Linked DNA regions of Mus musculus: region 2 is linked to region 1. A link is a loop called in an ENCODE intact Hi-C map of the cell type or tissue named here. Cell type or tissue: left cerebral cortex. All regions are shown on one strand. Each heading gives the region's core, and the rest is flanking DNA. Links, peaks and the distances in the headings are about the cores only.

Region 1 (5,368 bases), core at 155-5,154:
GAGGAAGCCAACATCACAAAGTCATCCTCTGGTGCTCGCACACAAACAGCAATGGTAATAAATAAAAGATGCAGATCCGGGCTGAGACACCGCTCTCAGCCTGTTTGGATGTTTAGCACTGACTCTGTTTTCTGAAGTGCATATCAAACTGTCCTCTATGCTGCACAGTGTCAAAGGGTTTTAGACTCATGGCAGTGACTTGAGTAAATTTTCCAACCTTTCCCAGCCTCAGTGCTTATGAGTGGGCTGCTGGGCTTGGGAAGTGGCTCAGTCAGTCCTTGACTTTCAAGCATGAGGACCTGAGTCGGTTCTCCACATCCCACATAGGAAGTAGGGTATGGTACCACACTCCCAGGGCTAGGGAGGCAGAGTCTGGAAGATGTCTCAGGTTCACCCACCAGCTAGCCTTGTCTGCTTGGCAAACTGCAGGTCAGTGAGGAACTGAGGAGTACAATCAGAACAAGACAAAACCTGATGCCAACCTCTGTTCCCCTGTCAGTTAGTCAGTCAGTCAGTCAATCAATCAGTCATCAATCAATACTTTAATTAAAAAGGTGAGTGGAACCTGAGGAACAATATCTAAAGCTGTCCTCTGGCTTCCATGTGCATTTGCACACAGGTGCTTGACTGTGTGTATGTACACACACACACACACACACACACACACACACACACACACACACACACACACAAATGGGGCTACTCTGGAGACCATGTGGAATCTTTATCCCAGGACTCCATCATCCTCCAGATCCACTCTGGTAAAGCAGCTCAAGGGGCTTCAGAAATCCTTGCAGGTGAGGATGAATCTGGGAAAGGTTGGCTCTGCAAGGTGCAGGTCTCCTGGGCTGATTCCTGATATCCTTAGGCAACAGCTTCCTGTTTTGCACTATTGGCCTTTGAGACAGTGAAAGGCAGAACAGGGTCAGATATAAACACCATCGCGGTGTGGTGAGTGCCCTGTACCCCCCGCACAGCTCTGCCCCGTGTGTTACTTATGCCACGCCTGTTGTATCACATTCCTAGTTGTGATTTATTTATATGCTTTGTTGTTTGAGGCAGGATTTGACTAGCTTAACATGTACCCTGGAGCCCAGACTGTGCCTGAACTTACAACAATCCTCCTGCCGCAGCCTCTTGTGCAAGTGGGTGACAGGTGGGTACCACCACCACACCTGGCTTGTTTTGACAAATTAGGAAATCTTAAAATGCACTAAGAGTTTATATACAGACATAACATCACTTTCAAATGTTCCAAATGAACTCAAATGCTGCGTGTGGGCCAAGCAGGCTTTAACTAGCTGAAGATTTGCCTTCTTAGCCTCTCCCCCTCTCCCTTTCACATTCTGCTTTCCAATCCACACATATTTAGGCTTAATGAAATTCATGACAAATCATGATCCCCTGCCTCAGCCTCTGAGTTCTATGATGGCAGACCTGCACCTATAAAAAACCCAGCTTCTTTATTATTAAAACAATTTTAATTGTATTTTTAATTTTGTGTATGTGTATGGAGGTCAGAGCACATCTTGTGATAGTCTGGTTTCTTCCATCATATGGATTCTGGGAATCCAACTCACGTCAGCAGGCTTGGTGGCAAGCCCTTTTATCCAGCGAGCCATCTTGCTGGTCCCCTAAATCCATTCCTTCTTTTAAAAACTTTGTTATTTCATTTTATATGTATGAGTGTTTTGTTTGAGTGCATGCCTGTGCACCACATGCACACCTGGTGCCCAAGGAAGCCAGAAGATGGTGTTGGATTGCCCAGAACTGGAGTTACAGCTGGTTGTAAGTCACCATGTGGGCGCTGGGAATCCAACTGGGGTCCTTTGGAAGAACAGCCTACATTCTACCTTCTAAGCCACCTTTCTAGCTCCCCAAACTATTTCTTGGTACATCTGCTTTAGAAGTTAAGTTTCACATCCTATAATCCTGAAGCTACTACGTGTATAGAGCCTGAAACACTGCCCATACAAAGCCTCAATCCACAAGCAGGCAAGTTCACATGCATATGGTGTCTCAGGCAATGCCGTACTGTGGCCCCAAAAGAAAGAACCCAGATGCCCATTAAAAATAAAAAGAAAGAAAGAAAGAAAAAAGAAAGTGGACAAGCAAATTGTAGACTTTTCTTTATAGAGTATTATACAGCAAAGAAAATGTGTCACCCACAGGTTCTGCAGAATGATGCTTATTATGAGATCAAAAGGAGCAAAGCATAACTCCTGCCGAGGAAGGCATGCCAAGGTCATAAATAAAGCTAAAAGAATTAGCAGAATGCTCAGGCAGAAGTTATACTGGCACTGGCCCCCGTGTAGGCCTGTAGGCGGGTTTCTGGGGAGCTGGCTTCCAGGAGGGTTCATTCGCAGCAATTCCTCAACTTGTTCATTTGTGATTTATGTAGTTTTCTCTGTGTTCATGGAGTTTCCAAATAGGAAGAAAAAAAAAAAAAGCAGGTGGGGTGATCCAAGTGCCTTATAGAGCAGGGGCCAAACCGAGCTAGGCCAGCAGCCCCCGCCTAACACCCTAGGTCTCAGTGAGTGGTCTGCTCCTGGGAGCTCACACGGGGGCTGCCACCAGGATCTCCTATACATTAGCTTGGATTGGCCCCCTGGGACCCACAGCCTTCCTAGAAGTGCCCCAAACCATTCTTCTAGCTCATAAAAACTGTCTTCTGCTCAACAGACCCACATTTGTTCAGCGTCGGCCACCCGCACCAAGTCTCCAGACCAAACCCTCTGGTCTTTTAAGTTTCTTCCTTCCTGTTGGGCACGCCTCGTTCTAGGCAGCGACGCGGACCTCGGGTGGCAAGCAAGGTCCCTTGTGCCGGAGGACTCTGTCCCGACTTCCCCCTGCGCGCCTGGCCGCGCCTGCTCTCGCGCTGGTGATTGGTTGCGCGTGTCGCCGGGTGGGTCTTGCTCTAGGGCGCAGGGCCGCGATCTAGCCCCGGCTCCCGGCCGGGCAGCTCCCTCCTCGCACCCCGCACCTCTTCTTTCAGCGGAGCTGGGGGGAAGGGAGGGAGGCACCCGGGGGTGGGATGCTGCCAGGCTCTGCCGCAGCCCGAACCTCTGCCGAGCGGCGCGCACCGCCCTCCCTCGCTCGTTCGCTCGCTCTCTCGCCTCCTTCCCCCCGTGGGGAATTTTCAAGACTGCGCTGCTGCAATTTCCCCCCGGCCGAGGCTGCGCCGCGCCTGGCTGCGCGCACACACGCTTCCGCGCGCAGAGGAGCCGGCGGCTGCTGAATCAGGAGGAAAACAGATCGGCTTTTTTTCAAAGCCGGGGACCAGCGGCTCCCTGAAGCCTCCGAGCCCCGCCGCGCCCCTGCGCCCCGCTCCTCCGCCCTCTGCTCTCCAGTCGGGTTGAATTTGGGGGAGGGGCTGCAGCGTTTTCAGGAATTTTCTATTCTTTCCAGGTCTAGGAAAGTCAGCAAAACAGACGGACAAATCCTTCGCTGCCACCCTCTTCCTATAGCAAAGACCTGGTTTTGTTTTTTTGTTATTTAATTCTTTTCTTTTTATTTTATTTTATTTTTTTACTAATGGGCCGAGCCCACGCCTTTAGCAAGATGCCAAGCTGACCCGGACCTCGGAGGAATTTGAAGCCAGTCTCTGCGTCCAAGGGAGGGGGGACGTCCTTCGTTTAGACTTCGCGTTTTAAAGGGGGTGTGCATTGGAGCGTTGCTTTAAAAAAAAAAAAAGCTGATCTTTTTACACTATTTTTTTTAACTGATTTTTTTTTAACTGAAAAAAATTTTTTTTCTTCTTCTCCGGAGTGGGTGGCCGGGGATCGCCTGGATCGCGTCCCCGGTTATTTTTGCCGCGCCCCTCCCCCGCGCCCCGCCCCCGCGCCCTCCCCCGCACCCCTCCTCCCGCCCGGGGTCACCGCCTCTGCCGGCATGTCCCGAGCCGCGCTCCCCGGCTCGGCCGGGCCGTCCCGCTCGTGAGCCCCCCGAGCTGAGGCCGGGCGCCGCCGCCCGATGGGCTGGGCCGTGGAGCGTCTCCGCAGTCGCAGGTGCAGCCGCCGTCCCCACAGCCCGGCCAGCCTGAGCAGCGGCGGCGGTGGTGGTGGTGGTGGTGGCGGTGGCCGTGGCTTCCGCAGCGCTCGCCGCAGCAACAGCAGCCGCCGCGTAACCCGAGGCCCTTTGCTCTTTGCAGAATGGCCCGCTTTGGAGACGAGATGCCGGGCCGCTACGGCGCAGGCGGAGGAGGCTCAGGGCCGGCCGCCGGGGTGGTCGTGGGCGCCGCGGGCGGCCGAGGAGCCGGGGGCAGCCGGCAGGGCGGGCAGCCCGGAGCGCAGAGGATGTACAAGCAGTCGATGGCGCAGAGAGCGCGGACCATGGCCCTCTACAACCCCATCCCTGTCCGCCAGAACTGCCTCACGGTCAACCGCTCCCTGTTCCTCTTCAGTGAAGACAACGTGGTGAGAAAATACGCCAAAAAGATCACTGAATGGCCATATCCTTTTGCCCCAGCCCGAGCGGCTGCGCCTCCCCTCCTCCTCTTCTTCCTCCTCTTCTTCTTCCTCCTCCTCCTCCTTTTCCTCCTCCTCTTTTTTCCTCTGCGGGGCTGGGAAAGAGACCTGGGGGCTGATGGGAGCTGGGGGGCTTCTCGGCGGATAGGGGCTGGAGATGGGGGCCCGGTAGCTGAGGGAGGCAGCCTCCAGGCCTGCTGGGCTGCCGCTGCAGAGTGAGCCTGCGAGTAGTTAGGAGGCTTGGGACTGGGGGAGTGAGTGGTTCCTTGTGAAGACCGAAGGTCTGGATCCTGGGTCGGGTCGCGCGGGGACACTGATGGGGGCTCTTCTGATGGGGTCTGACTTCTGATGGAGCCCTAGCTGGGCCAGTGCTTGGACGATTTGGGTTACAGGGTAAGAGAACCCATACATGTCTCCCTCAAATCCTTCGGAATAGTACCCCGATCTCTCAACCCTGGCCTTCCACCCAAGGTGGGATCCTCAGGCCTAGGGTATAGGATACCATGTGGCCTGGCCGTAGAGAAGCCATCCCTCAGTTAGTGGCTCTGGGTGGGCCACCAGCTGCATCTGGGGACTGGTTTTTTTTTTTTTAGTGGTTTGAGGGACACATCATCAGAAGCCCTGTGTGCAACTTCCATTCTCTCCTGTCACAGATCAGAACCCCTTCAGCGTTATTTTTTGGGGTGTAAAGAAACATAATGCCATCCATCTGGTGAGGCCCATGGCCTGGGAAGATTTGAGGTGTGTTGTTTCAGTATGAGGGAAGGCTGAAGGAAGGAAAAGAAGTGGGGACCCTTTGGAGGGCTTTTTGTGGGCTTGGGTTTAGCTTCTCATACACTGGGGACCTGGGTAGGAACACCAGGAGGGTCAGCCTCCATATAGACATCTTGGGCAGGTAGGCA
Region 2 (5,368 bases), core at 276-5,275, 110 kb after region 1:
AATTATCAAAACACTTAGAATCATGGAACTCTTCACATAGGATGAAATTTTAAGCATCTTTAGTTTTTAACCCCCTTCTGTCTCACAAAATACCTAAAATATCTATGGCTGTATCATCTAGTGAGGTAAAGACACTGATGGTGGGTCTGTGAGGATAAGGGCTTGCCTGGGCCCTGATCTGATGTTCACATCTGGATCCTCCACACCTAGCCCACCACAGCCCCCAGGGACCACCTGACCCCAGTGTCATCCTTCTCAACTGAGCTGCTCAGAACAGGGAAGCTTGTATGGGTAGTGCCTAGTAGCCTGGGCCAGGCTCACACAAGTGCAAATGCTTGACTTTGCTGTCTCTTGAGCCCACAGAGAAATCAAATATCCCTGAGCCCCACTTCCCAATCTGCTGCCTGCCTGGCTCATGGCCACAAGCTGATGAGTTTATTGGGAATCTAGTTCTTTGGAGTTGAGAGTTGAGGTGCTGGCTGCAGGCCTATACAGTCTTGCTGGTAACCCCGGGGAGGTTTTGGATGAAGGGAAAATGGGGCTCTTTTGGCTTGGGGCAATTTAGGGAAACAGCACCCCCTTTTGGAAGGAAGCTACTGAACAGCCCAGAAAATGGCTTAGAAAGCCCTGGCTAGCCACCCTTTGGGCCCTAAAACTCCTCAAAGTAGATAATAAATATCTTTAAAGTTTTATAACCAAAAAGGCCTTTCCTGGGGGGCTGTGACCACCTCCCTCTCTGCCAGCCCCACACTGGGCTCCATGGGTGGCACTTGGCGGGGTGCTTGCTTACAGACCGGCCTCTCTGTGTCTCCACAGGTTTACAAGTCGTCCTGAAGTCAATCATGAAGGCGATGATCCCTCTGCTGCAGATCGGCCTCCTCCTGTTTTTTGCAATCCTTATTTTTGCAATCATAGGGTTAGAATTTTATATGGGGAAATTTCATACCACCTGCTTTGAAGAGGGGACAGGTAGGTCCGAGGTGTTGGATGTGAGGTTTTCCTCAGGGGACAAAGCTCCAGAAAGGACAGACAAGGACATTGGTCCTCCCAACCCCAGGGCAGCTGAGACTCGGCACTGCGACTACACAGCAGAGGGCCTGCTTGCAGTCCACAGAAACAAAGCTGTGTGTTAGCTAGGGATGCGTGCCTGTATTCCCAGAATTTGGGAGGCAGAAGCAGGTGGATCTCTGAGTTGGAGGCCAGCCAGTTTGCAGGCTAGTTCCAGGACAGCCAGCACTACACTTGACAAAAAGAAAAGAAGAAGAAAAGGAAGGCTGTTGGGGGATTGAGGTCTTGCCGAACATGCACGAAACCCTGGATACATCCCCAGCATAGCTAAACTGCCTACAGGAAAGACACCAGCCACAACTGCCTCTGATACCTCAATTGCAGCTGCAGCGTTGGGTTTGGGGTACCCTGGAAGGCAACCCAGGGGACAAGTCGTTTGTTTAAGAATGATCCCTGAGATACCCCTAGAAGTTGGGCTGAGGGTGTGCTCTTGAGCGGTTTTCCCCATGAACACAGGAAATGCTACAGTGTCTGGAAACAGCAGAGATGCCCTTCCATCACAGGCAGGAGGGCAGGGCAAGGCAACAGAGTATGAACAAGAGATGGCCCTGCCCTTCTCCCTTAGAACCCAGCACCTGACAGGTCAGGTCCCAGGCAGTGGGAACCCTGCCTGATAGGATCCTGGCTTCTTCAGTCAGAACCCAGCACCAGCAGGTGCTGCCTGCCTGCCCAATCAGAGCCCTGTGCCCCATTGTGCTTTGGTTAACCCTTAGGAGGCTGTGTCCAGAGGGAGCTGTGGTTTGGGTCCCACAGAGATCAGCATGAAGGTGCAGCTTGGGCTCAAGTCCGAGCAAATACAGAAGGCATAGGCTGCATCCACATTTGGACCAGATGCATCCCGGTCCGATCCCAGATTCTCCAGAATTGAGCTGCCTGGTGTCCCAGAATGAAGAAGAGCCAAACAAGAAGATGGTGCCTGTGTTTCAGGACTTGAACCACCTACCCCAGAGCAGACAGCCTAGGTTTCCAGAGCCAGAGAAAGAGTGAACCCATGGGCAGAGAGGTGTGGGACCTTTTCAGGAAAGGCAGCCAGGGAAGAATAGTGTGTACAGAAGTGGCCTTGTCCCAGCTCCACGCACCCACCCCAAGCAGGTCCACAGAGACAATGCCCTGGCCTGGTCCCAGCTGGGAAGGCTGTTCTAGAAGCCTCGGGACTTCACTTCTTCCTCCTCCTGCTCCTTCTTTCCCAGGCTTGTGAAGTTCTCTCAATACGGAATGGCCTAATTATTTCTTTCTCCAAAGAAGAAGGTGTTAATTGAGGCAGATCTATTTCTGCACCTGGCCTCACCCAGGCGGAAGACAGAGAGAGTGTGTGTGTCTGTCAGCCATACACAGAACCACCCAGACTTAGGGCTCAGGAACTTAGGCTGTATGAGCTTTCTGGGGTGTTTTTGTTTTTGTTTTGTTTTCCATCCAGGGCTGGCTGGGGTCCCAGTGGGGTTGTGGGGGGACAGATGTAGGTGGAGCCATGGAGGACAGCAGCCTGGATTCGGGAGGCGATCCAAAGAGCTCCCGATTAAGACTGTAAGATGTGTGAGTAAGAGACAGATATATACAGACGCCCCGGCAGCAGGCTAATTTTAAAATATATTTATAGCTGAATTTCTCCGACTCCGGATGGCTGTGTTTCTCGAATCAACCCTGGGAGTGCTTGGCGGACGGCTAGGGTTGAGGGGGCTGGGGTCGAGCACACCTCTGGATGCTGTTGCTAAAGATAGGTGGTTCCCAGCCACAGGCGCGGGGAGCCCACTTCCTGTCACCCACAGCCATCCCACACATTCACAGACTCCAAGACAAAGTGGAATGCTTCCTGTTTTCTAAGAGTTTTCAGAATCCTGGATGAACAAGACCCTGGTTTGCAGACTTTTCTAGGCAGGGAGGCCAAGTGCTCCCCGCTCACAGGAAAAATAAGGGCAGGAGGACCCCAGAATTACTGGGTATACATAGAGAGCTTCACATAAGCCAGATTTGGGTTGTAAGTGGGGTAGAAAAAGTTCTAGAGACAATGATGATCTTCCCAGTAGGGCCTCTGTAGAGTTTCTCTTCCTGCCCTGAGTCTTAAGCTTTAAAGATCCCACTCTCCTATCTGAACTGTGTCCGAGCAATCTACCATCCAAGCTAGAAGCAACGCCTTTTTTTTTCTTTTTGCCTTTGTCTGCTTTATCATTTGTTGTGCTTTTAATTTTTTTTTTTATTTTCAGTTGGTTTGGTCTTTGTCTCACTGTATAGCCCAGGCTAGCCTGAAACCAGTCATCTTTCAACCTCCTGGGTGCAGGGGTGGCAGGTGTGAGCCACTCACTACCCCTAGCACATATCCTTTTGTTGGTGGGATGCATACCGTCTGCCTTCCCTGCATGGCAGTTGGCGTAGGTTCAGTAAAGCCAGCTGCACACAGGAAATGGATTTCTGTCAAGTGGAAACTGGAGCTTTTAGAGACTTGGCAGTTGTTATTGTTGTTTGTTTGTTTGTTTGTTTTCAAACATGTCTTTTGTTTGGTTTTTTTTTTTTAAGCCTTCTCAAACTAGCCATCTCATCCCTGGGGGGTGTAGCAGGAGGTTTTCCAAGATTCAGAACTACACAGTGGTTTTGTGGCCAGGTTGAGCCAGGTGTTAGCTGTGGGGACACCATGCCTCCTGTTCACTTCAATATGAAAGGATTTGAATGTGACCTGTACAGTCCGCTCCTCCATGCAGGCTTCTTTGGCTCTGTGCTAAGCAGGATCCCTTGGCATTCCTGGTGTGTCACAATAATTACCTTACCCTCAGGTAAGGGTGGGAACTGTGTGCACCTGTGCCTCTCTCCAGGGCCCCATGCATGTCATAAAGAAAAACACTCAGCATGGCTCGAGAAGCACACCCAGATGACATGCATTTCATGGTGCCCTGCTCTGACCATGCTGTGGATCACAGACCACATCTCAGTTGTTAAAGACTGCAAAGATGCAGCATAGATTGCTGGGTCCCATGGCTGCCAATGAAGCCCAGAAGGAAAGAGCTACAAGCACTTGAAAACCAGGAGGCTTCTGTTCTGTTTGCAGATGAGACTCCCTGGTGTGGGGGATTGTTCTTACAGTAGTCTAGGGAGTGGTCTGAGTGTAGGGGGCCTGGACATGAGCAAGGCTGGCCCAGGATCACTTGATGTTGTAATCAGTGATAGCACATGGGAAGTCATCTCTGTCTCCTCTCTCTCTCTCTCTCTCTCTCTCTCTCTCTCTCTCTCTCTCTCTCTCTCTCTCTCTCTCTCTCTCTCTCTCTCTCATTTTTCCCCCTCAGAGAAATATTTCTTAGTTACCCATTGGTCAAAGGAGAAATAATAGTGGAAACTGGGAATTGTCTTAGTTAGGGTTTTATTGCTGTGAAGAGACATCATGACCTCGGCAACTCTTACAAAGGAAAATATTTAATTGGGGCTGACTTACAGTTCAGAGGTTCAGTCCATTATCATCATGGTGGAAGCATGGCAACATGCAGGCAGAAATAGTGCTGGAGAGGGAGCTGAGAGTTCTACATCTGGATCAGTAGGCAGCAGGAAGAGAAAGAGACACTAGGCCCTGCTTGAGCTTCTAAAACCTCCAAGCCCACCCTGAGTGACATGCTTCTTCCAACAAGGCCACACCTCCCAATAGTGCCACTCCCTGGTGACCAAGCATTCAAACACAAGAATCTATAGGGACAATTGCTATTCACACCACCATAGGGATTATTTTCACAATAATGAAGAATGACCATGACATTGTTTCTGAGATGCAGTCAAAGCTACTCTGGAAGGACAACTTGTAGTCTTAAAGAAAAAGATTCAGTTTCAACAGGTTAAGAAAAGAACAGAGGCTAGGTGGTGGTGGCACACACCTTTGATCCCAGCACTCAGGAAGCCGAAGCAGGGAGAGTTCAAGGATAGGCTGGTCTACAGAGCAAGTTTTAGGACAGCCAAGACAATACAGAGAAACCCTGTCTCAGAAAAGAAAGAAAAGGAAAGAGAGTTAAACTGGTAGAAAACAGGAAAAAACAAATGAGCGTTGAAATATGTAGTGATGCGGACAGTAGTTAAGAGATCTAAAACCAAACGCTGATGTCATCTCATCCCAGTTACTATGGTTTCCCATCCTCAGTTGGTTTTCCCTTCTCCCCTTTACTCTCCACTATGTCCTTCCTAGACGACATCCAGGGTGAGTCGCCAGCTCCGTGTGGGACAGAGGAGCCTGCCCGCACCTGCCCCAACGGGACCAAATGTCAGCCGTACTGGGAAGGGCCCAACAACGGCATCACTCAGTTCGACAACATCCTGTTTGCTGTGCTCACTG

What was found. A loop is a pair of places that touch in the nucleus more often than their neighbours do. Peaks named below come from ENCODE experiments on the same cell type or tissue, not always from the same donor. Only the 100,000 strongest peaks of a DNase experiment are listed, where the experiment ranks them.
Region 2: a loop joins it to region 1, with 4 times the contacts of the local background. A loop is called at or near these places in 4 of 42 quality-filtered maps.

Annotation. Positions count from the first base shown.
Region 1 is chr8:84,411,494-84,416,861 of GRCm38, forward strand. Cacna1a (calcium channel, voltage-dependent, P/Q type, alpha 1A subunit) reads left to right here and starts at 3,871. Exons shown (of 47, transcript NM_007578.3): 1 at 3,871-4,450. The coding sequence starts at 4,152. In left cerebral cortex, for the core only: no CTCF peak of the experiment used is centred there; DNase peaks (open chromatin) are centred at 3,068, 3,595, 4,146, 4,269 and 1 more place; H3K4me3 peaks cover 2,534 bases; H3K27ac peaks cover 2,452 bases.
Region 2 is chr8:84,517,795-84,523,162 of GRCm38, forward strand. It overlaps Cacna1a (calcium channel, voltage-dependent, P/Q type, alpha 1A subunit), which reads left to right. Exons shown (of 47, transcript NM_007578.3): 5 at 817-969; 6 at 5,222-5,368. Among named protein-coding and RNA genes, the nearest start is that of Gm32854, 68 kb to the right of the region's middle. In left cerebral cortex, for the core only: a CTCF peak has its summit at 580 (motif pointing left); DNase peaks (open chromatin) are centred at 519, 1,171 and 2,629; H3K27ac peaks cover 3,247 bases.